Linked DNA regions of Homo sapiens: region 1 is linked to region 2. A link is a loop called in an ENCODE intact Hi-C map of the cell type or tissue named here. Cell type or tissue: PC-3. All regions are shown on one strand. Each heading gives the region's core, and the rest is flanking DNA. Links, peaks and the distances in the headings are about the cores only.

Region 1 (11,311 bases), core at 1,154-9,153, 49 kb after region 2:
TCCTGCTTGAGCAGCATCTGCCAATTTCCCTGATTTTCCTGCTAATTATCTTCGTATTAGCCAGAATTCATTTACTGTGTTATGGTTGAAATGAGACTGAGCACTGGCTGAGGAAATAGTGGATATGGAGTGAAAGGTTTCTATGATTTGCTTGACTAGAGAGTATGTGTGCTCCATCTACGTTCCTATTAGAAATGAGCTTTTGTTTTTAAAACAAGGGAAATCTGAGTCGAAGCCACTGGTTCTCTTCCTGCTTCTCCCAGGGCGCCATACCTAAGACAGGGCCTGTCGCATTCTCTCAAGTACTGTCACTTTCCCTTCACTCACATTAAAAGGAGTCAAGAGCCTGACCTTTGGGGTGAGCCAGCAGGTTCATAGTCTGGCTCTGTCACTGGATAACTGACTGTCTTTGGGCAAGTTTTTTTTTTTTAACTTTTTAAATAGTTACCTCACCTATAAAATAAGGGTAAGATGTATCCAGTAGGATTGCTATTAATCATGGTAATATATGAAAAGGGCATCTGGAATATAATAAGTACTCAATAAGCGGTGGTGGTTTTTATTATTAGGACTATTACTGATAAAACTAGAATTGTTTTTGCACTTTACAGAGTATTGGTAGACTCACATTTTTGAACTCCATTTGTATAAACAGGGAAAAGTAACATAGTATACAAATCTCCATTACTCAGTGTTTCAAGAGAACCCAAAATCAGCAGTATTCCTAGCATCAATTTGCTTTCTTTGGGCATTCCACTCAGATTTAATAATCATACTGATCTCAAGAACTGCACAAAGATGAACACACACATAAGCTCACTTTCACATAGTCAGCTTATATGTATAGAAAGTGTTTATTACATCTTAGAGTATGGTATAATAGATTATATTGTAGGTAGATGAAAATAGATCCCTTAGACCGACTCATTTTGCGGGAGATTTCTCCAAAATCTAAAATGTAACTTGTAAAATCTAAATATTACAATTTTGCAAGTATCTACCATTGTGGGGTAGGTAGGTTAGCCAGTGATTTGGATTTGGGGCTCAGTTATTTTTGATGAGACCATTATTGAACCTTTTAAAATATTGTTGAATTCCCAGTTATTATTTCCTAGACAAATGTATCAGAAATTGAAGGTAGAACGAGTTTTAACTAACAAAATATACAATCTAATTTGTGAGAACATAAAAATTCTGATAATTTATGAGATGACATTAAATCAGTCAGGCCCATTGGTTTCATAAAATTTTAAGTCTGGCTCTAGATGTCCTAATTTCTAAACCAGGTTTTTTCTTTATAAAAAAGAACGTAAAAAGTATTTAATATATAGAAGAAGTTGTGTGCTTAATTGTTTTGCCCAAGTTTCTACAGTTGGGGTTGGTTGTGTCTGGTAATTAGATACAATTACATGTTAGATAAGGTCTCAGTAATATGTACCAAAAAATATAAAGTACAAAAATAAAAATTCCATTTTCTTTTTGTTCCAGGTTCTCTGGGAGATGCTAACAAGGGAGGTCCCCTTTAAAGGTTTGGAAGGATTACAAGTAGCTTGGCTTGTAGTGGAAAAAAACGAGGTAAGACTACGTTTCTCCATTCAGGTACATAGATCAGAAAACAGTATTGGGGTTTTGCAAAAGACTTTTTCATCTTCTTCAAATTGAAAGTAAGTTCACGCTTATGGAAAGATTAGCAGTAGGAGCTAACACAAAGGGTCAAAGTGATGTTATTCCTCATGAATGGACCCTTTACATCTAATTGTTGCAGCTTCACGTCGTGATGCTGTAGATCAAAAATTGTACAAGTACTGTACTAGTTTCTCAGTCTCAATTGTAAAACCTAGGGGTTTGTTCTTAGTGATGAAAGAAGCCATTGCGTCCAAGGTAGGGGAACAGTTTAACTCCATCTCCTGCGTTTAGGACATCTTTTTTACTGGCCGGGAGTTGATATATCTGTAAGAGACCTTCAGCTACTTCAACTTACCTCTCCCAGCAGGAGTCACTATAGTACAAGAAACTGTCGCTTAGATGAGAATTTCAAAAATAAAAGAAGAAAAAATAGTTTCAAAAAAGGGAAAAATTACAGTTTTGCCACCTACGTTGAACACTACATTGAAGATGAGCTCCTCACTGGAATTGGCGAGGCAGTGGCATAACTGTTCGCTTCTTCATGCAGAGCCTTTCCATTTCAAAAGAACTTCAGTGGCGTAAACACCGTTTGTGCTGTGTCCCCAGCCTCGCTTCTCTTCTTCCCACAAATTGAGGCTTTCAGTTAGTTGGACCTATGAGCCTACATCAGAGAACATGGTACATTCATATCAAAGAGAGCAACTACATTTTGAAAGGTTTAAAATTGTGACTGAAACGCACAGCCATGGAAATTCTCAGCATAAGGATGAAGCATCCAATATCAAGGTATTATGAGAACTTAGATCATGTAATGGAAGCAAGCAGTTGTCTTTGCAATGCAAAACTACTTTATTTCACAAAACTTCTTCATTTCCAAATCTTATCTGTGCTCTCCACAAAGGGTAAGACTGCAACCTTAGAATAAAATAATTTGCAAAAAGGTGAATATATAAAAATATTCCCTTTTAATGCTCTAAAAGAATTAGATTCATCTGCTTCCCAGGTGAATGCAGGAACAAACTAGATTAATCAAAAAGCTGCTATTGACTAGGAGAAACCAAGTTTCCATCTTTTAGATCACATAATCCAGAGTTACCATATAATTTTTCCTCCTGATTCATTGGGAGTGGATGAAATGTTGATGATAGCTGAAACTGATGGGAAAGAGCTGCCAATTTAAGAAATGAAAAGGAGTTATATGCAAGAATGTGCCTTACTCATTGTTTCACAGGAGCTGTTCTGTTTTAATTAAAAGTGATAGTAATTCCTCATGTGCTATTAAATAAGATCTTACACACAGGATGACTGATATTGTCGTCATATGAGGAAACACTTGTTTCTGTTGTATTTCTTTTGCCAGTAAGATGATTAGAGATCTTGTTCTGGGTTTACAAATGAAAGCAAAGAAAATTACTGACCTTGTGTAGACTCTGGAACCAAAACATTCAGTGTAATCTTTTCCCTCTGCACTATTCCAAGATAAACTAGGAGAAAGGTTGTTTTTTTTTTTTTTTCATTTTGTTTTGTTTTTGTTTTTTTAGCTAACTGGACCCTCCAAATATGTATAAGACAGAATAATTAATATTTTTAAATAATATCTAAAGGGTGGCAGAATAGATATAAATTTAAAGCACTTTTTAAAACATTGGAGTATCCGTGAAGGATTTTTAAAGCTGAAGAAAAAAATGAATTTAGAAGCTGCCTGGATAGTTGACTTGAGGATTGGAATCACCCATGAATAACCTTCAGAACCTCTTCAACATTATACATGCAGAAGCAGTCTTTTTTCTCCCCAGAGATCCCAGAAAGTAGAGTTTACTATTTTATTCATGATATGTTCTGATGATCAGCTAATAACTGATGAAGACTACTCAAATACTTCCCACACTGTATTCATTAAATATAATAGTTAGTTGAAAAAAGCCTACATGGTGAAATACATTTTCTCAACTTTCTAATGAACTTCAGTAAAATTGGGTATTACAAGGATATTTATCTGCTATTCTCATTCTGTACAATATTTATTTGTCAAAAATATGGAAATTAAGTTTCAATGTAAGTTTCAACATCATCATTTAAGAAGGTATCTTCATTTCACCTCACAAATGGAGGTATCCATTTCCAAAATAAATTCTGTTGACATAGCATAAAGATAATTCACAAGGGTTTATTTCATTTCATAACAAAATTGAGGCTTTGACTTAAACATAATTTACAAAATCCCTTCAACTTCTAATTCTTTTACTGTATTTTTACTATTGAATATTTTGGGTTATGGGTTGAAAAGAGAAAGTCGTATTTTTAACAGGCCTCATTTAAATAAAGAAAGACATGTTCAAGTGTTCAGGAAGACATTTTAAATGTTATCTAGTCATCTATAATATCTATATCCAAGTATTAGAGTTGTCTTTTTTTTAACTTTTTATTTTGAAATAATTATAGATTCACAGGAGTTTGCAAAAATATTACAAAGAATCAAAAAATTAGCTGGGTGTGGTTGTGCATACCTGTAGTCCCATCTACTGGGGAGACTGAGGTAGGAGGATCCCTTGAGTCCGGGAGGTCAAGGCTGCCACCATTATCATACCACTGCACTCCAGCCTGGGTGACAGAGTGACACCCTGACTCAAAAAAGTTTTTTTATTTTTAGTAGAAATGGGGTTTCACCATATTGGCCAGGCTGGTCTTGAACTCCTGACCTCAAGTGATCCACCTGCCTCGGCCTCCCAAAGTGCTGGGATTACAGGCATGAGCCAACGTGCCCGGCCAAAAAAGTTTTTTAAATTAACAAAAACTAAAGAAATTTGTGTACTCTTCACCCAGCTTCCCTCACTGGTGAAATCTTACATGTCTGTAGTATACTGTCAAGACCAGGCAATTGAGATTGGCGCATTACTCTTACCCAGACAATAGACCTTATTCATTTTCACCATTTAAGATTACTTTTTGCATCTATAGAAAAATCAATACTTTCTAAAAATTATATCTGAAGATCTTTGCTTCTAATCCCTTAATAATAAAATAAGATGTTTAAACAGTCATATTTCTAATATTAAATCCTATTAAAACTAGATTCATAAAGCACTGCTAAACTTTACAAAGTAAACAATGAACCTTTATAGAAGGCATGAAATTAAGAGGGCATTACTCATAAATTTTTTAAATGGAACAGATGGATATATTTGCTTTTGTCATTTCCATGGTACTCAATCAGTGATCATTCAGAATGTTCTGGTAGCATAATTTCTATTTTTATAAATACTTAAATTCTTACATATGTGTTTGTTCTAAATAACAAAACTATTTGACTAACAGAAATCTTCATAAGACTTAATCCACTGTTCTTGACTATACTTTAGAAAAAGATAAAAACTTGACTTAAAAAAAATTTTACATCTTATGTAGAAAATGGTGCAAAAATGAATATGCTCTTTTAAAAATGTCATGCCTAATTTAGTGATTGGGAAATATTTTAATTTGAAACTTTTATTTAAAAATATTTGTTTTAAGTAGTATTGCAAACCTGGTGCTAAGATCTGGTTATTTCAGAATGTTTTCATGTATTAGGAATGCCCACAGTTATGTAATCAGGACTTAAATAATTTGAATTCTATTTTAAAGTACTTTTTAACGCACCAAAATAATCCATTGCATAAAGTGTCTGAGTCTAGATTTAACTGATATTTGGCCATGTCAGATTATTTAAAATAATTGTGTTTCCTTGTGTAATGACTTCGATGTGGTATCTAAACAGTTTTTCAGTAAGAAAAGATCACAGAAATGATCATCCTCCATATTCAGCCAGCTCACATTCAGTTCTCAGGAAAATGTTGAGACACAGTTGTACTGAAAAATGTTACCCTTGACGAAAACTCATTATTTTTAGTTACAGAGTACATTCAAGTGCATAATTGCAATTATAGTCTACTTTTATTAATTCCCAGCCCCCAACCATTTTATATTTAAAAAAGTAAACACCTGAATTTTTTTTTAACCTTCATCAAAAGGTCTGCAGTTTACAGTAAAATAATAGTACAGTTTAATACATCTTGTCCTATTCTGTGAAATCACAAGACTAGAAGTTTGAAAGTGCTTAGCACGGCCTTTAGTTTGGAGAGAGTTGTTTTGTTTTTCAACTTTGTTTTGATTTTAGGATTATCTGTAATTCAGAATACAGGTTGTCAGTTTTCTTGTCAAGGCAACTATGTTTCTAGCTTCTCATAGCCTCCCCCAAATCCAGCCAAGTTCAGTTTTAAGTTTTTTATTTGCAAAACTTCTTTGGCAAACAGAACTGTGGAATAAGTCTTAATACTTATTACAGCAGTTCTCAACTCCATCACACCCAATGCTCATTTTATAACAACTATGTTAACAACCCCTTACACTCCCTTGAGGTGAAATTCAAAGGTAACACAACTACCTACACACATTATATTGTAAGTTAACATAATGCTCTAACTGTAATATAAAAGAGAAATAAATGAAAGATGTTTTCCAGTGTACAAATGCTCAAGCATGACCACACCAGAGGAGATTTTGGAACAGTTTTAGGGGATAAATAGAACTCAGCAGCTACAAATGCACCCGGATGGAGTTGGGTTGTATTAACGACTCCAGTACTGGGAGTAGCACTGTTGTTGTTATGTCAGAAATCATGATAAAGTTATGAATCATGCAAGAATCAATAAGCCTTTGATTTATTTTATTTGGTAGATGCATTCTGCAGAGTTCAGTGTATCTTAAAACTGTTCAAAAGAATACTTTGTGTTTATTTGTAAGTTAGAGTTAGATTCTAGGCCCAGAAAATTATAAACTTCATTGTTTGCTTGTTTTACTTACATGAATGTAAATGGGGCATTTGAAATTTTGTGGGATACAGGGGAGTTCCTGGTTATGCAGGATAGTATGGTATATTGAATTGTCTAGCATTCCTGACCTGTTATACTTAAAAGTCGGTTGCAACCCACCAGTCTCTAAAACAAACACAAAATGCTTCTGTGGAATAGAGGCACCACAAGTTCTATGAGAAGCACCACTGTAGGATGTTAGAACAGGACCATCCTCACATTATAATTTTTGTTGTATCGGGTCCTTAAAGTATATGGGTTTGACCAAAACAAAGCCGTAATCAGTCATACGTTCAGAATGTCTTATTTACCACTGAGAAATGTAGAGTTTTTAAAATTATCTCTGTGATCTGTGCTCAGATGTTTTCAGAGTTGTATACCTACTGCCAAAGCTAAACTGGTTTCTAGTTACCTGGCCTATTTACATATATCGCAAGTTGCCTATAAACATACAGTGACATATGGTTTTATATTTAATATTTAAGTTCCGACTTGCCCCCTCCTACTGTAGTTCTGTTTAGATATTTTATGTTTTGTTGCATTAGTTGTACTGAACCTGACTTCTCCGTTCACTACAGTTCCCTTTCAAGAAAAAGTATGAGTCTTTAGAGATTACAGATCTAAACATAAATTGTCACTTGTCACATATTAATCAATGGAAGCTTTAAATTTCATGCCTTATGTTCTTAAAATAACTCTATTATGACCCTTCAGATACGGTGTTTGCTGACATTAATGAATAAATCCCTGTTTTATTTTGTTTTGTTTCCCTCTGTCTATTGTAGAGATTAACCATTCCAAGCAGTTGCCCCAGAAGTTTTGCTGAACTGTTACATCAGTGTTGGGAAGCTGATGCCAAGGTATACATATGTATTTTTGTTATTGTTTAGAATTCTGAAATTTCTCTTGTTTGGCTTTCAGTTTTTAAAACTTAGGGTAATAAAATTCATTACAAAGCAAAGCTGGATTGATGCTCCTATGAGCCCCAGATTGACTGTTAAGGTTTTCTGTTGACATTCTGCTTAATCTTGATCTCTAGAGACTCATTATTAACTCATTCTCATAGCACGCTTTGACATTCTGAATTCAGTATAAATAATTTTATTATTTTGTTTTTAATTTTTAGTAATAACTATTGCACCTATATGCTATTGAGATGGCTAAGACACAGTACTTAGAATATGCCAGGCACTGTTCCAAACACTTTATGTATGTTAACTCATTTATTCCTCAGAATATCTCTATGAAATAGATGCCTCAATTATCCTCATTTAACAGATGAAGAACCAAGACATACAGAGGTTACATCATGAGCTCAAGGCCACACAGCTAGTAGGTAGTAGGGCTGGACATGAACTAGGTCTGGCACAGTCCCTGCTCTTAACCACTGCACTATTTTGCTTTTCTAGCCAAAGAGCAGACAAAAGTAGCGCTTCTAGAGCATCTTGATATGTACTGCCTGTCCAGCTTCAGTGATGTTTTTGAGCTCCACAATAGAGTTGGAGAAATTCCAAAGCTTAGGCTTTCATGTGGTTATCACATTTGAGCATGAATGGCCCATATCCTTTCCCTGCAAAGATCATTTTAAAAGACTCTCGCATACATATGGAAATGTTTACAGATGAAATGATAGGCTAGTCTTGGATTTGCTTCAAAACAAAGTGAAGGGAAATGGATGATGGTATAGATTAAAATGGATTGGCCATGATAATTTTTGAAGCTGAGTGATAATATATAGAGGTTCATTATATTGTTATCTCTACTTTTGTATATTTTGGAATTTTCCATAATGAGTTAAAAAATAAAAAATAGGCTGGGCGCGGTGGCTCACGCCTGTAATCCCAGCACTTTGGGAGGCAGAGGCAGGCGGATCATGAGGTCAGGAGATCGAGACCATCCTGGCTAACACAGTGAAACCCCACCTCTACTAAAAATACAAAAAATTAGCCGGGCGTGGTGGCGGGCACCTGTAGTCCCAGCTACTTGGGAGGCTGAGGCAGGAGAATGGCATGAACCCGGGAGGCGGAGCTTGCAGTGAGCCAAGATTGCGCCACTGCACTCCAGCCTGGGTGACAGAGCGAGACTCTGTCTCAAAAAAAAAAAAAAAAAAAATAAATAAATAAAATAAAACATATTCTCACAGATTAAAGATTAGAATAAGAGAGCAGTTACACTCAAGAAAGGAACAAAAGTTTTATAGTTTAAATTTGTCCAGTTTTTTGTGGAAATAGAGGTATTAAAACTGATCTTTTAAACAGAGACTAAAAAGAAAGACTAAAGAATCAAATTTCTTACTGAATGTAAACCCTGTTCCAATCTGACCCCCAAGAAGAATGGCCATAAAATATACTCTGTTCTTCTACAATATGTTTCTTTAATGGGAATAACTAACTCAGAAGCAATTGGTGAGAATGGAGACTGGGGACTATGTTAGTATAACACAGAATTCATGTTGATGGTTCATAATGTTTCCCAACACATTGTTCTGCACTGAGCACAAAGTGTAATAATGCAGCCAACAAGGCAGCAAGGGACCAGTGCCATGAAGCCTGTTCACTCCACGTGCTCCTTCTTGGCTTGGCTTGGCTTAACTTGGAAGAATTTGTTGCTGGTTCTCCCAGCAACAAACTGTGCTGCGTACATGTTGCAAAATCTTTGCTTTCACTCCTGGTCTTTAGACTTCCCTTACCCTTTTTTTTAAGTAGAGTCCTAGATATTCCTAGTATTATTTTTACTAAAGAATAATCTTTTTAAACTGTGTTAGTATTTTATTTAGGATTGTTGTTCTTTTTATTAGTATTTGATGACACAGTTGCATGGTTTTTGAATGGTCTGCCCTGCTCCTTTTTAGTACATGATTTTGTAGAATGGGGATTTTTAAGCATTAAGAGAAATGCCTACACTTTGCAACTAGTTCAGTAGAAACTATAAGCACGTATTTTCAAGCTTGCTTTAAAACATTTATTTTATACTGTTAAAATGGTATCATACTACCCCTTCCCTACCCTTCTTACTAGTTATATGTCCATTGTGATGTAGAAGTCATTTTGGACATATGTTTCTCTCTGATACATAAATAGAAATTTTGCCTGAAATTATTTGCATTGAATTTGATTATTGCAGCTAGATCTCTATAATTGTGATTAGATTTCAGTATGCAAAGCAAATTTTGAGTTTCTTAATTGAGCACTCAGTACCACATTAATTAAAATTCTAAGAATGTACATTTATGGTACATCCACCTTACACAACAAGAACATTAGGCCCAGTCTTGAAGCTGTGCAGCTGGCATGTCTTTAAATGTAGTAAGCTAACCCTTCTTTAGGACCAAAGAAATCTTGCATTCCAGCCACATGAAGTATAAAGGAAGTTTAAGATTGATTTTTATTTTCTAAATTCATGTCATTTTATTCTGATTAAACAGTGACATGTCCCCTGTATTTGATTTGGTTATATACCTGGCCACGGCCCACATTTCCAACTCTCTCACTGCTGATCTCCTCTAGACACACCTTACATACTTTCATTCCCAAACAAGTTCTCTTCCTTCTTTACTTTCTCCTCTGAATACTTCATCATCAAGTCTTCCTTGGTTATTCTATTTATCCCACCCCAGGCTTAGCACTTTTCCTAAACCACAGTCTGGGCCTTACCTGGTACAGCTGTATTTTTAAAGACATATTTTCTTCCTAGATGGACGGCAAGCTTTATAAGGGTGTAGAGGTAATTGTTACATGTATTTGCCTATTGCACATTACATCAATTTGGAAAGTGGATGCCAAATTTGTTGTTGCCTGAAGTAGCCAGACCACAGTAAATTTCCTGAGTGGTACATCCATTTTCTGGCTAGAAATACGTAGCAATTCAACCAGAAGTTAGTGCCAGTCCTATGCACATATGTAGAGCAATAAAGTACTTTCTTTTTTTTTTTTTTTAAGTCCTTAAATTTTTAGAGTATTAACAAACATCTAGATTAAAATATTCAGCCCACCTATAGAACTGCTGTTCTTTTGCAATGAGGGTCGGGGGCGGGGTGGTGATGTATGCAAGAGAAAGCTGATATTAGGTAAATGTCAAGTCCTTCTAGTGGCTTACAACAGGTGCTCAAAATATTTTATTGAAGAGAAGGAGAAAAAAAGGAAAGGTGGGTATTGGTTCAGGTCCTAAAATGACATTTCTAAATAGGGAAAAAAATAAGTTGGTCTCGTGCAGTGGCTCACGTCTGTAATCCTAGCACTTTGGGAGGCCAAGACAGGCAGATTGCCTGAGCTCAGGAGTTGGACACCAGCCAGGCAACACAGTGAAACCCCGTCTCTACTAAAATACAAAAGATTAGCTGGGCGTGGTGGCGCGTTCCTGTAGTCCCAGCTACTTGGGAGTCTGAGGCAGGAGAATCACTTGAACCTGGGAGGCAGAGGTTGCACTGAGCCGAGATTGCACCACTGCACTCCTGCCTGGGCAATGGAGCAAGACGCCGTCTCCACAAATAATAATAGTAAGTTGAAGTCATAAGTTCAATAGGAAGTAGTATCTTACCCTTATGTGATAAAAGATGTTGAACAGTTTATGAACAGAGCCCTTGGTTCTGTAACTTGCTTCCTGTGTGATGCTGGGCACTTCCTACTCTTCTGAGACTTGTGGTCCTTACCTATAAAATGAAGATAACAAATAGAGAAATAATGTATGTAGATGCTTCACAAATGGTCCCAGTTTTTTTTTTTTTTTTGAATAAGCAAATCCTATGTGATGCCTAAAAGGAACCTAATCCGCTTCAGAGGAATTTATATAAGATCCTAGACAAAGTGTTGTATTCTGTAACCAGAATACTCATAGAATAT
Region 2 (11,311 bases), core at 2,223-10,222:
ATTTTCAAGACTCTACCTTATTCACTTAAGGTCTGTGTATTTTATTATACATAAATTTTACCTCAGTTAGAAGAAACAAAAAAGTTTCAGGTTTTTGTTGTTTTTTTTTTTAAGGCAAAGGAACAAGCCAGTCAAGTCTGTTGCCTTTTAGAGGGATTCTCCAGAAGCGCCAATCAATAACCAAATGTGTGTGTTTGTATACATGCATACATGCACATATACAGTGTACATGCACACTATTTTATTCATATATGTAATACTGAAGGTGAATTGAAGTGTAATTCATATACCTTGTAATTCATCCATGTAACATGTACAATTAAGTGTTTTATAATATATTCACGGTTATGAAATCATCACCACAATCACTTTTAGAATATTTTTATCACCTCCAAAAGAAATCCATATTCATCAAGCATCATTTCCCAGTTCTCCTCAAGTCCCCAACCCAAGACACCCACTCGTCTACTTTCTGTCTCCAGAGATCTGCCTATTCTGGACATTTCATATAAATAGAATTTAAAACCATGTGGTCTTTGTATACAAGATTTTTGTGGACGTGTATTCTCAATTCTCTTGAGTATATATACCTAAGAGTAGAAGTGATGAGTCACATGGTAACTCTTTAATTCTTTAAGTAACTGTCAGAGGGTTTTCCACAGCAGCTGTTACATTTTACACTCCTCCCAGAAGGGTATGTGGGTTCTAACTTCTCTACACCCTTGCCAACACTTGTTATTCTCTGTCTTTTTAATTATAACCATCCTAGTGGGTGTGAAGTGGTTTCTAGTTCTGGTTTTGATTTGCATTTCCCTAATGAATAATGACGGTCAGCATCTTTCCTTATACTTAGTGGCCATTTGTAGATATCTTCTTTGGATACTTATTTGAATTCTTGGCCTATTTTTAATTCAATTATTTATCTTTTTGTTATTGAGTTGTAAGAATTTGTATATATTCCACATACTAGTCCCTTATCAGGTGTGTGATTTATGAATATTTATTGCCCTATTCTGTGGGTTGTCTTTTCACTTTCTTGATAATATCTATTGAAGTACTAACGTTCTTCATTTTGGGGGCATTCAGTTTAACTTTCGTTGCTTGTGCTTTTGTTGTCATATCTAAGAGGGCTTTGCCTAAGGTCATGAAGATTTACTTCTAAATTTCTTTTAAGAGTTTTATAGTTTTAGCTCATACATTCATGTGTGTGATTCATTTTTTGTCTGTTTTGAGGAAGGGATCTAACTTTATTTTTTTGTATGTAGATAATAACTTCTTACATCTTATTAGCCAGGATATGTCATATGGCCACATTTAGCTTCAAGTGGGGTTGGGAAATGAAATTTTGGGGGTGCATATTGCTATTCTAAACAAAATAGAATGCAACCAGCAGCATCTGCCACAGTGTATACTGTTTTTAATTTTGACTCAAAATAGTATACCAACAAACTCCAGCCTTTTTTTTCTTTTTTTGAGACGGAGTCTCACTCTGTTGCCAGGCTGGAGTGCAGTGGCACGATCTCGGCTCACTGCAACCTCCGCCTCCCGGGTTCAAGTGATTCTCCTGCCTCGGCCTCCTGAGTAGCTGGGACTACAGGCGCCTGCCACCACGCCCGGCTAATTTTTGTATTTTTAGTAGAGACAGGGTTTCACCATGTTGGCCAGGATGGTCTTGATTTCTTGATCTCGTGATCCACCCACCTCAGCCTCCCAAAGTGCTGGGATTACAGGCATGAGCCACCGTGCCCGGCCACTCCAGCCTTTTTAAAATATGAATTTGGCCAAGAAGCATTGTCTGTAACTGGCCCCAAAAAGGATTTTTAAAAAAGTTGTCTGATTTTGTTTGTTAATATGCTTATATCCTGACCTCTCTGAAAATCTGACTTTGACCGAGAAGCATTATCCATAAGTGGCCTCACAGAAAGACTCAAAAATAAATTTTCTGGATTTTTGTTAGTATGGTTTTTCTGAAGTTAATCCTACAAGATGGAAGGAATACACTGTTTCTTATGCCTCTACCCAACTCTCTGCCCCTTTATCCTCCCCTGTCCCCCCTCACACCAGTTCTCGTCTGTCTTTGTTGGCTAACATTACATAATTTTAATGGGTTTAACAAACATACCCTTAAGTGGACATGTTTTTGGCCTCTGTACTGAAATCTCTTAGTATTCTCCCTTGCTCTTGGGTTAGAAAACCTTCTTGTTACCACTTTCTGGTAAAATTTTATGCTATGAGAGGTAGGCTGTTTCATGGCTTTCAGTCTAGGTTAAGTGCCAGAACATGTTCTTTATTTTACTATTCGAAAGGGACTTGGAATTTATTCCACTATCTCCTGATATCCTTAGGATGAGTGGTGTGAGTAGAATGGGTCCTGGTCATGCTTTATAGAATTGGCCCTTGAGCAGACCTTCATAAACACCTTGCTAAATCTAGGACAGCAGGAAAGACAAGAAAGGGGCAGAGTTAACCAGCTGGTCCACTGAGGGATAAAGAAAAGCATCCCTTCCCTGCCTCCTTCCACCCCAGGTCGCTCCAACCTCCTGACGATGCCTGGAAGCGGTGTGCAGATTGTTTAACAGGAAATGTGTGGGTATTTGTTATTTTGCTGATCTCTATGGAATGTCCCTTACTGAATTTCATGGTTTGCCAAATTTGGCAGAGTTCTTCACTTCTTTGACTGTATAGCTCTGAGGTGTGAGATTGATGTTCGATGATGAAGGGAAACCTAAGTGGGTCCTGAGGTTCCATTAATACCTCTGCCTTCACTCTGCCTCTTCTTCTGTTTCCTGCTCTCCCAGATTGAGCCAGGTGTTTACAAAAATCTGGTCAAGGGCTGATTCTATAAAGCTGACTTCCTACACTGAAAATAAAATCTGTGGTCATAGAAGGAATTTTGAACCCCAGACATCTGTTGTAGACGTATAGAATTGATCACAATGTAGGATAGGTAGAAATATTTATAATGATAGTGCTGAAATCAATATTTGGAGCTTAATATGTGACAGGCAGTTTTCCTGGTGCTTTACATGGATGTACTCATTTAATGCATAAGAATAGTAAAGTGTATTCTCATGGTACTTTTCACTGTACAAAGTGTTCTTGTATTTATTTGATTCTTATAAAAACCCTGTGAATATGAGACCAGAGTAGACTAAAGAGACATGACAACTAAATGCAGTGTGGCACCTTGGGTTGGATCCTGAAATGCAGAGAGGACATTAGTGGAGAAAATGGTGAAATCCAAAGTCTGGAGCTTAGTTAATAGTAATGTACTATATATAGTAACATAAGATGTTAACAATGGGTGAGGGGTATATGGGAACACTCCTATATTTTTCTCTGAATCTAAAATTACTCCAAAATAAAAAAGTTTATTTTTTTTTAAAAAAAACCCTTATGATCTAGTCAATGCAAGTCTCATTATCCTCATTCCCCAGATTTGTACTGTTTGGAAAGGCTGAGAACCTTGCTCAATAGCACAGGGGGGAGGTGGTAAAAGACCAGGACCTAAACTGGAGTCCTTGCATTCTTACCTGAGTGCTGAGTACTGAGGAGTACTGCCTTAGGAAGAATGCACTGCTTTCTGCCTACGTCATCTCCGCGCATCCTCCCCACAGCCTTTCGAGGGTTGAGAGGTGATACTTTCATTTTACAGTTAAGAGATCATTGCCATTCATTCTCACTACTGGACAAATAACTCAAAAATATGTTTCCTGTTGACTTCAAGTGACTATTGACTTCCATATTTGAATGGAGAATACAGTACATATTTTGGGGCCCATTTGATTAAACCAGTCCAACTGTTGAAATCTCATTTAGGGAGTGTATAGAGATGATATGATGAATGATGGCTAATGCCCAAAGGCAGTAGTTTTGAAAAAGAATAGTAGTGTAGTGGTGTCTTCTGTGATCTCTGACACAGAAATCTGTGAATGGACAGAAAATAGAAACACAAGAATTGCCCCCATCAAATTCAGATTTGTTCTGCAAATGTGGTGATTGTGAGTCTAAAGATGGTACGCCAGATTCCATATCCTGTAAGTGGAAAAGAGAAGTGATGTTCAATTTCTGTCAACATGGCAATTTATTTTTTAAAATAGCAGGGTGACTTAAGAGATTTATTTGGAAGCTTGCAGAACAAGGCTTACTAACAGCTTGTGGTCATCTCAGTATATCTTGGTCTTTGGATTTAGATTCTTTTGCCAGTTGTGGCCTGACCTGACTATGCAGGATGACATGTGTTCTAACACTTTTCCAACGCTCTATTCTCTAGATTCTCTTTGATTTGTGGTCAGTGTCCTACACAGGGTTGTTTCAGCCTCTTCTCTCATAAAAGAGAGAGTGCTATTGCTGTCAGTCTGTGGATCTGTTTTCCAGCAATTGATTGTTCAGGCTGATGTTCTGTGTATCCGAGTTCAGTTCTGCATATCCTTAAAAAAATTTTTTTTCTTTGAGACAAAGTCTTGTCCTGTCACCCAGGCTGGAGTGCAATGGGTGATCTCGGCTCACTGCAACCTCTGCCTCCCGGGTTCGAGCAATTCTCCTGCTTCAGCCTCCTGGGTAGCTGGGATTACAGGCACACACCACCATACCTGGCTAATTTTCATATCTTTAGCAGAGACGGGGTTTCACCGTGTTGGTCAGGCTGGTCTTGAACTCGACCTTGTGATCCGCCCGCCTTGACCTCCCAAAGTGCTGAGATTACAGGCGTGAGCCACCACACCCGGCCAAAAAAAATTGTTTTAATGTAGGTACAATTTCTAGCAGCTAACATTTATTGAGGAAAACCATGCGCCTAGCATGTACTTTACATGGGAGTTTGGTCCTTGTAACTGTGTTAAGTGGATACTGGTTTTATTTTACATATAAAGAACACACTTAATTGAGAGACCTGGAAGACCACACAGCTCATACATGATAGAGCTGAAATTTAGCTCCAGGGTTTTCAGACTCCAAGGCAACTAGGCTACAGTTTAGCTTGCCACAGAACCACTCACTTGTTATTAGACAATAACAAGTGTTGGCAAGGGTGTAGAGAAGTTAGAACCCACAAACCCTTCTGAGGGGAATGTAAAATGAAACAGCTGTTGTGGAAAACCCTCTGACAGTTACTCAGAGAATCCTGGCTACATATTAGACTCACCTTGGAAGCTGGGAAGCTTCTAAGAAGCACCCATGCCTGAGCCCCACCCTATACCAGTTAAATTAGATTTAAGTCAGAATGTTAGACTTGAAGAGACTAGATCATTCCATCTGTCCCTTTTACTTCCACATTTTGACATTTTATCAATAGATAAGCTGACGCCCCAAGTCACACAGTCATTCAGTATCAGAAGCCAGCCTAGAATGCAGGTGTCTTGATTGTGATCTTAAAGTTGCTTCCATACTCAGATCAACTACTACTAAATATGTTAGAACATTTACTGTATACAAAGGCCTAGGCATATGTCTAGTAATAGGTGTTTATTTATATGTAACATTATCGAAATGTGCAGGCATGTACATCTATGTGATTTTGAGAATTTATATTCCTATGTCATGATTGAATTCATAGGCTTTGCAGCCAGATTGCCTCGTTTGAATTTTGGCTTCACTGCTTCTCAGCTATATAACCAAGTTACTTAACCTCTCTGTTCCTTACTTTCTTAGTGACACACTGGAATAACAGTATTTCTGCTATGGACTAAATGAGTTAATGTATGTAAAGTGATGAGCCAGTGTTGAGACACAGGAAATGCTCCATAGGTGTCAGCTATTGTAATGTATGAGTCAGATTGTACTCAGCTTACAACTTCTGAAACTCCACAGTTATTACATTCATTCATTGCAAAAGAATTATAATAAACTATGTGGTCTGCCTCATCTGTCTCAAATTTTATATACCTTTCTATAGGCTCTTAACAGGGTCTATACTCTCATGCTTCATAGCCCATGATTTTTTATCTCCTGGAAAACATGTTGATGTTCTAATTTATTTTCTTCATCTCTGGGCTCACTGTTGGACCACTACATCTCAGCTCAGTTCAGCAATGACCTTCTGTGTATTTTGTTAATAAATGTCTCAGGCTGCCAGAATGTTGCTCTGATGTAGATTGGTATATTGCATCAGTCATCACCAGGTTTATATTTGTTTACATGCAGAACGATTCTTGTCTCTTGAAGGTCATATTTAGCTGATAAGCAGTATTCAGAAAATCTCGGATTATTTTGTCTGGGACTTTTAGTGATGATTATAGGCTGTTACATGGGAAGAGTTCTACCTGGAGAACTCAGAATACAGATTGAAGCCTGTTGTCTCTGATCTCCCCTAGGTTCTAAGCTTTGTTGCATGAAATGTATTTGTTACACAAACACTGCTTCAGTCAACAGGCATGGAAGAATGGACCAGTTACAGTGTTGTTAATTACCACTTATCGAATGCTCTTAAAGGAGCCCTTTTAAAAAAACCTTTCTGCTCAAAGATAGTAAGGTGTTAAGTAGAGTGACAGTCAGATTAAGGACACCCCGCTGAATCTTCAAGCAAAGAGAAAAACTAGAATTTGGGGTGAGACGGTATTTAGAAATAAGGAGATAAAAATCTGAGCTGAAATAGATACAGCAAGCAAGATCAAGACTTGCACCACAAGTTACGTAGGTCAACTCTAGTAATTTGACATAGTAGAAGTAGAATAGGCTATTTTGAAAAATAGTTTCCTACTTTAGGAGATTTGAGGCTCCCAAGAATATAGTGAAGGCACACTCTAGGGAATGCTGGTAGCTGCCCAAACAGGTCCCTGTTGAAGTGGCTTCTGATTTATGCATTTGGAAATTTAATCTTAAGAGTTCAGAGTTGAATGGACTCTCAGGGATGCTAAATCACATATAATTTGATTGAGACTAAATAATTAAACCATATTGCTAATCTCTAAGTTTTCTATTTTTAGATAAGGTGTATGGGAAACAAACTTATAAAAGATTGCTTTATGAATGTGAATTCAGAGCAAGAGCAGTTAGTAATAGGATTTGAATATGTTCTGATACCACATTCAGCTGATAATCGATTTACCTACCCTTCAACAGGAGGCCCACCTTACTGGAGAAGTTGTTACGCCTCCCATTTTCACCCCTCCCCTGTTAGGGCTTATCATCTCTTTAACTTTTCTCTAAGTCTTTGTAACTGACTGTCCGTGACTACCTCTGAATACTCACACAATTTTATTAAATATGTTAAAACTTTCTATCAAGTTATTCTCCATCCTCATGGCCTGAAAGGGTCTTTCACTTTAGGATGACTTGACATGTCTCTGCTGACACCCATTTAGTAGGTTGATCATTTCCAAATTTCCAACAATGCATCACTGTTTCCCTGGTGTTCATCTGTCACTGGAAGTGTTCAGTCAGTAGGATGCCTGTTTCTTAGAATATTACTAAGAGGGTTACTTCATTAGACAACTGGAGCAGATGACCTTTAAGTTCTAACTTATGGGAAAGTAGTGATTCTTTTACCTCTGTAGGCCTTGCTGATCCTGGAAGATTTCTTTGAAGTAAACCTAAGAATTAGTCATTTCACGGTATCTGCAGAAGATTTGTCCTAGGATTTCCTAGATACCAAAATCTGTGGATGCCTAAGTCCTTTGTATAAAATGATGTAGTATTTGCACAGAACCTACATGTATCCTCCTGTATAAATCATCTCTAATTACTCATACTACATATTACAATGTAAATGCTCTGTAAGTAATTCTTATCACATATTTTTACTTGTATTATTTTTTATTGTTGTATTGTTATTTTTAAATTTTTTCCAATATTTTAGGTCTGTAGTCGGTTGAATCCACGGATATGGAGCCCGCAGATACAGAGAGTCGACTGTTTGTTTTCTTGCTTTTTAGGAGTCACTCCCACCGAAATTTGACATAAATATCAGCTTGGCATATGTTAGCAGTCACACTGCTGTGTGTTAGCAATTCCATTACCTGCCTGTTACCCTATCACTACACCACATTCTAGCCAAACTAAAGTGCTGCCGTTTCTCAGGCATGCACCCCGTCCCAGCTATGAACCCAAATGGAATCCATTCTCTTTTTTTTGAGATGGGATCTTTTTCTGTTGCCCAGGCTGAAGTGCAGTGGCATGATCTCGGCTCACTGCAACCTCTGCCTCCCAGGTTCAAGCAATTCTCTTGCCTCAGCCTCCCGAGTAGTTTGGACTATAGGCGTGTGCCACCATACCTGGCTAATTTTTGTATTTTTAGTAGAGATGGGGTTTCACTCTGTTGGCCAGGCTGGTCTTGAACTCCTGACCTCAGGTGATCCACCTGCCTCAGCCTCCCAAAGTGCTGGTATTATAGGCATGAGCCACCGTGCCCAGCCTAATCCATTCTTCATGGTCTAGTTGACACTGTCCATTACCTCCCAACTTCCCTAATTTTAATACAGATCCTTCACGTGTTTTGTACTTCTGATGGTTGTTATGTGGCATCTTGTTAATAGGTACTTTTATTTTTCCCATAATAGTGGGTAAGCCCTTGATAGCAGGAGTTTATTTCTTTTTATTTGACTTCCAGCACTCTGATGCACTCTGCCATCCTTGTTTTAATTCGTATCAATATATAAAATAATGTAGATACTAAGGACAATATCAGAATGTTAAGGAGAGGCATGGTTACATTTAATGTTAAAACTCAGACTATAACCTATATAGGATACTTGAAAGAAAAGATCAGAATTCCAAGTTACTTAGGGAAACTTTAGCATTACTATAGAAATCCAACCAAATATAATGGGATTAGGGTGCCAATAGAAAGTGAGGAAATGGAACGTGGTGTAAAGTATTATTTCAAGAAGTTTTGGTGTTCAGGAAAGTAGTTTGAGAAGGAGGGAAGGGTCAAGAAAAGTTATTTTTTGGAGAGATGAAAAACATTTTCTTAGGCCTAGAGGATGGAACTAGAAAGAGATGGAATATTTCAGAAAGAATATTGATGGAGAGCGATATCCTGAGAGAAGAGGGGGAGGTAAAATCTGGGGAAGGGGAGGGGTACATTTTTCTCTGAGACAGAAAGAAAGGCGTAGGTGTAAGGTAGGAGTGCTGAGTTCTACCAGTTTCCCTAATGTGAGAGTATTCATAGTTTCCCTAATGTGAGAGTATTCATAGTAATCTATTGAGGATGAAAAAGCAAGAGTACTAGAAGACATGAGAAGAGCTGAGGTGTGTTGTAGCTTACTCATGAAAATTATCTTGTATATTTCTTGATATTATTGTCCGTCTTTTCCAGCTAGATAGTAGGCTCCATGAGGAAAAAGGTTTTGCTGTCTTGTTCACCACTGTCCTTAGCGCCAAAAAATAGTGCCTGGCACATCATATATACTTCATAAATATTTGTTGGGTGAATGTTGAATGGAGAGTGAAAGAGGAAACTAACTGGAGATACTCAAAATGATTGCTTTCATCCTTTAGCTTTCAATAAATGTACAGATCATAACTACACCATGTTAACTGTTTCAGTACAGATCTGTCAGAAAAGCTTATCTGAAAGTACTGAGGGGCATAGAAAGGTAATTATTGGATTTTTTTCCATACTTAGAGATTGGTAGCATGGGGACTGGAACTTTAGGGTTTTGGCAAGTATGTTTTGGGATTATTTGACCAAGGAGTGCAAAATGTTGTTGTGGTACCCTAGCGACTCTTCCATTAAACGGAACCTTGATCTCTGATAGCTTGATAGATATGGCATTAATTATTAGCTGCTTACACAGTAATATTCTCCTCATCTTCCTTAGGATTCCTGTATTGTTAGATGTGCCACTATACCCAGCTTAAAACTACATTTCCCAGCCCTTCCTGAAAATAGAACTCATTTATGAGATATAGGCAGAACTTTCTAGATGAGATTGCTGAGAAAGCTCTCTAAAAGAAGCTGACCTAAGAGGACACCCTGGTGTACTTTCCTTCTTGCTGCCTGGAATGTAAATTTAACGGTTTGGAACTTCAGGGGTTACACTGGGACCACCACACAACCTCGAGGATGTAAGCCAGTGCTAAGGATGGTAGAATAATGAATTGTTGAGCTGCCATATTGGGATTCTTTCAGCCTTCGTGTTTTGAGACATTTTATTATTTCAAGACTGATTTGTTATAAAACTCTATCTTGTTTAAAGCACTGTTATTTTGGATCTCTGTTTCTTTTAGTAGAACCCCATTTATTAGAAAGGAATTGAGGGACTAGAAGCCTCAACCTGGTCAACCGAAGAGCTGATTTCATGGGAGTAAGCATAAGAGATTGAGGTCAGAGAAGGGTTTCTAAGTGAGGTGGCTGGGTAATGAAAGGGTCTAAGACAGCAGTCCCCAACCTTTTTGGCATCAGGGACTGGTTTTGTGGAAGACAGTTTTTCCACAGATAGGGCGGTGGTGGGGGATGGTTTCAGGATAAAACTGTTTCACCTCAGATCATCAGGCATTAGATTCTCATAAAGACCGTGCAACCTAGATCCCTTGAATGTGCAGTTTACAATAGGGTTTGTGCTCCTCTGAGAATCTAATGCTGCCTCTGATCTGACAGGAGGCGGAGCTCAGGCGGGAATGCTCGCTCGCCAGCTGCTCACCTCCTGCTGTGCGACCTGGTTCCTAACAGACCACTGTTGGTACCATTACCTAAGAGATGGTCATAAGGAGCTAAAGTAGAATGCTGGTGAAAGTTCCTGGCGTAGACAAAGTCAAGGAAATAGTATTTGTATGTACAGATGGGAAACCAAGAGGTAACCCTTTGATTAGGCCAGTGTTTCTTTGAGTTTTGGTTTCAGGGGCCATCAAGGATCTGTGAATCTATGGACACCTGGAATCTTCTTTTAAAGACTGCAATTTGAGATACACTATAAAATACAGTCAACCCTTGAACAATGCAGGGGTTAGGGGCACCAACCCCTGTGCAGGTGAAAATATGGGTGTCCCTTTTGACTCCTTTGTTAGCGAAAGGAAAGATGGTGGCTGGAGTGATGGTTATTAAGTATGAGACAGTTCATTCAAATGGAGGCGATCTGTTCATCAAGCCATTAGGGGAGAAGTGATCTTTTGCCTTTAAGAGTGGAGTTGCCTTAAAGTGGGATTGTAGTTGAGGACTAGAAAGAAAAAGACTGAAAGACTTCAAATCCCTTCCATTCTTAATATTCTATGATTCCAGATTATCTTTACTATGTATTAGTTAGGGTTTGGTACCTTTTTTTTTTTTTTGCAATTAATAAAACTAAAACTATCTGCCAGCTATCACCCATATGCCTTTAGTTACTGTTTGTGCTGACAGAACCCCAAAACAGTAAAATCATTAATGTAGCTGAAG

What was found. Peaks named below come from ENCODE experiments on the same cell type or tissue, not always from the same donor. Only the 100,000 strongest peaks of a DNase experiment are listed, where the experiment ranks them.
Region 1: it touches region 2 in a loop (2.1-fold over the local background); 8 of 110 quality-filtered maps call a loop at or near these places.

Annotation. Positions count from the first base shown.
Region 1 is chr2:173,196,538-173,207,848 of GRCh38, forward strand. MAP3K20 (mitogen-activated protein kinase kinase kinase 20) reads left to right here. Exons shown (of 20, transcript NM_016653.3): 8 at 1,489-1,575; 9 at 7,259-7,333. It overlaps MAP3K20-AS1 (MAP3K20 antisense RNA 1), which reads right to left. Exons shown (of 8, transcript NR_033882.1): 7 at 11,010-11,121; 8 at 1,175-2,287. Among named protein-coding and RNA genes, the nearest start is that of MAP3K20-AS1, 80 kb to the right of the region's middle. In PC-3, for the core only: no CTCF peak of the experiment used is centred there; no DNase peak of the experiment used is centred there.
Region 2 is chr2:173,146,133-173,157,443 of GRCh38, forward strand. The region is part of intron 2 of MAP3K20 (mitogen-activated protein kinase kinase kinase 20); the gene reads left to right. Among named protein-coding and RNA genes, the nearest start is that of MAP3K20, 76 kb to the left of the region's middle. In PC-3, for the core only: no CTCF peak of the experiment used is centred there; DNase peaks (open chromatin) are centred at 2,579, 5,739 and 7,559; H3K4me3 peaks cover 1,071 bases; H3K27ac peaks cover 4,537 bases.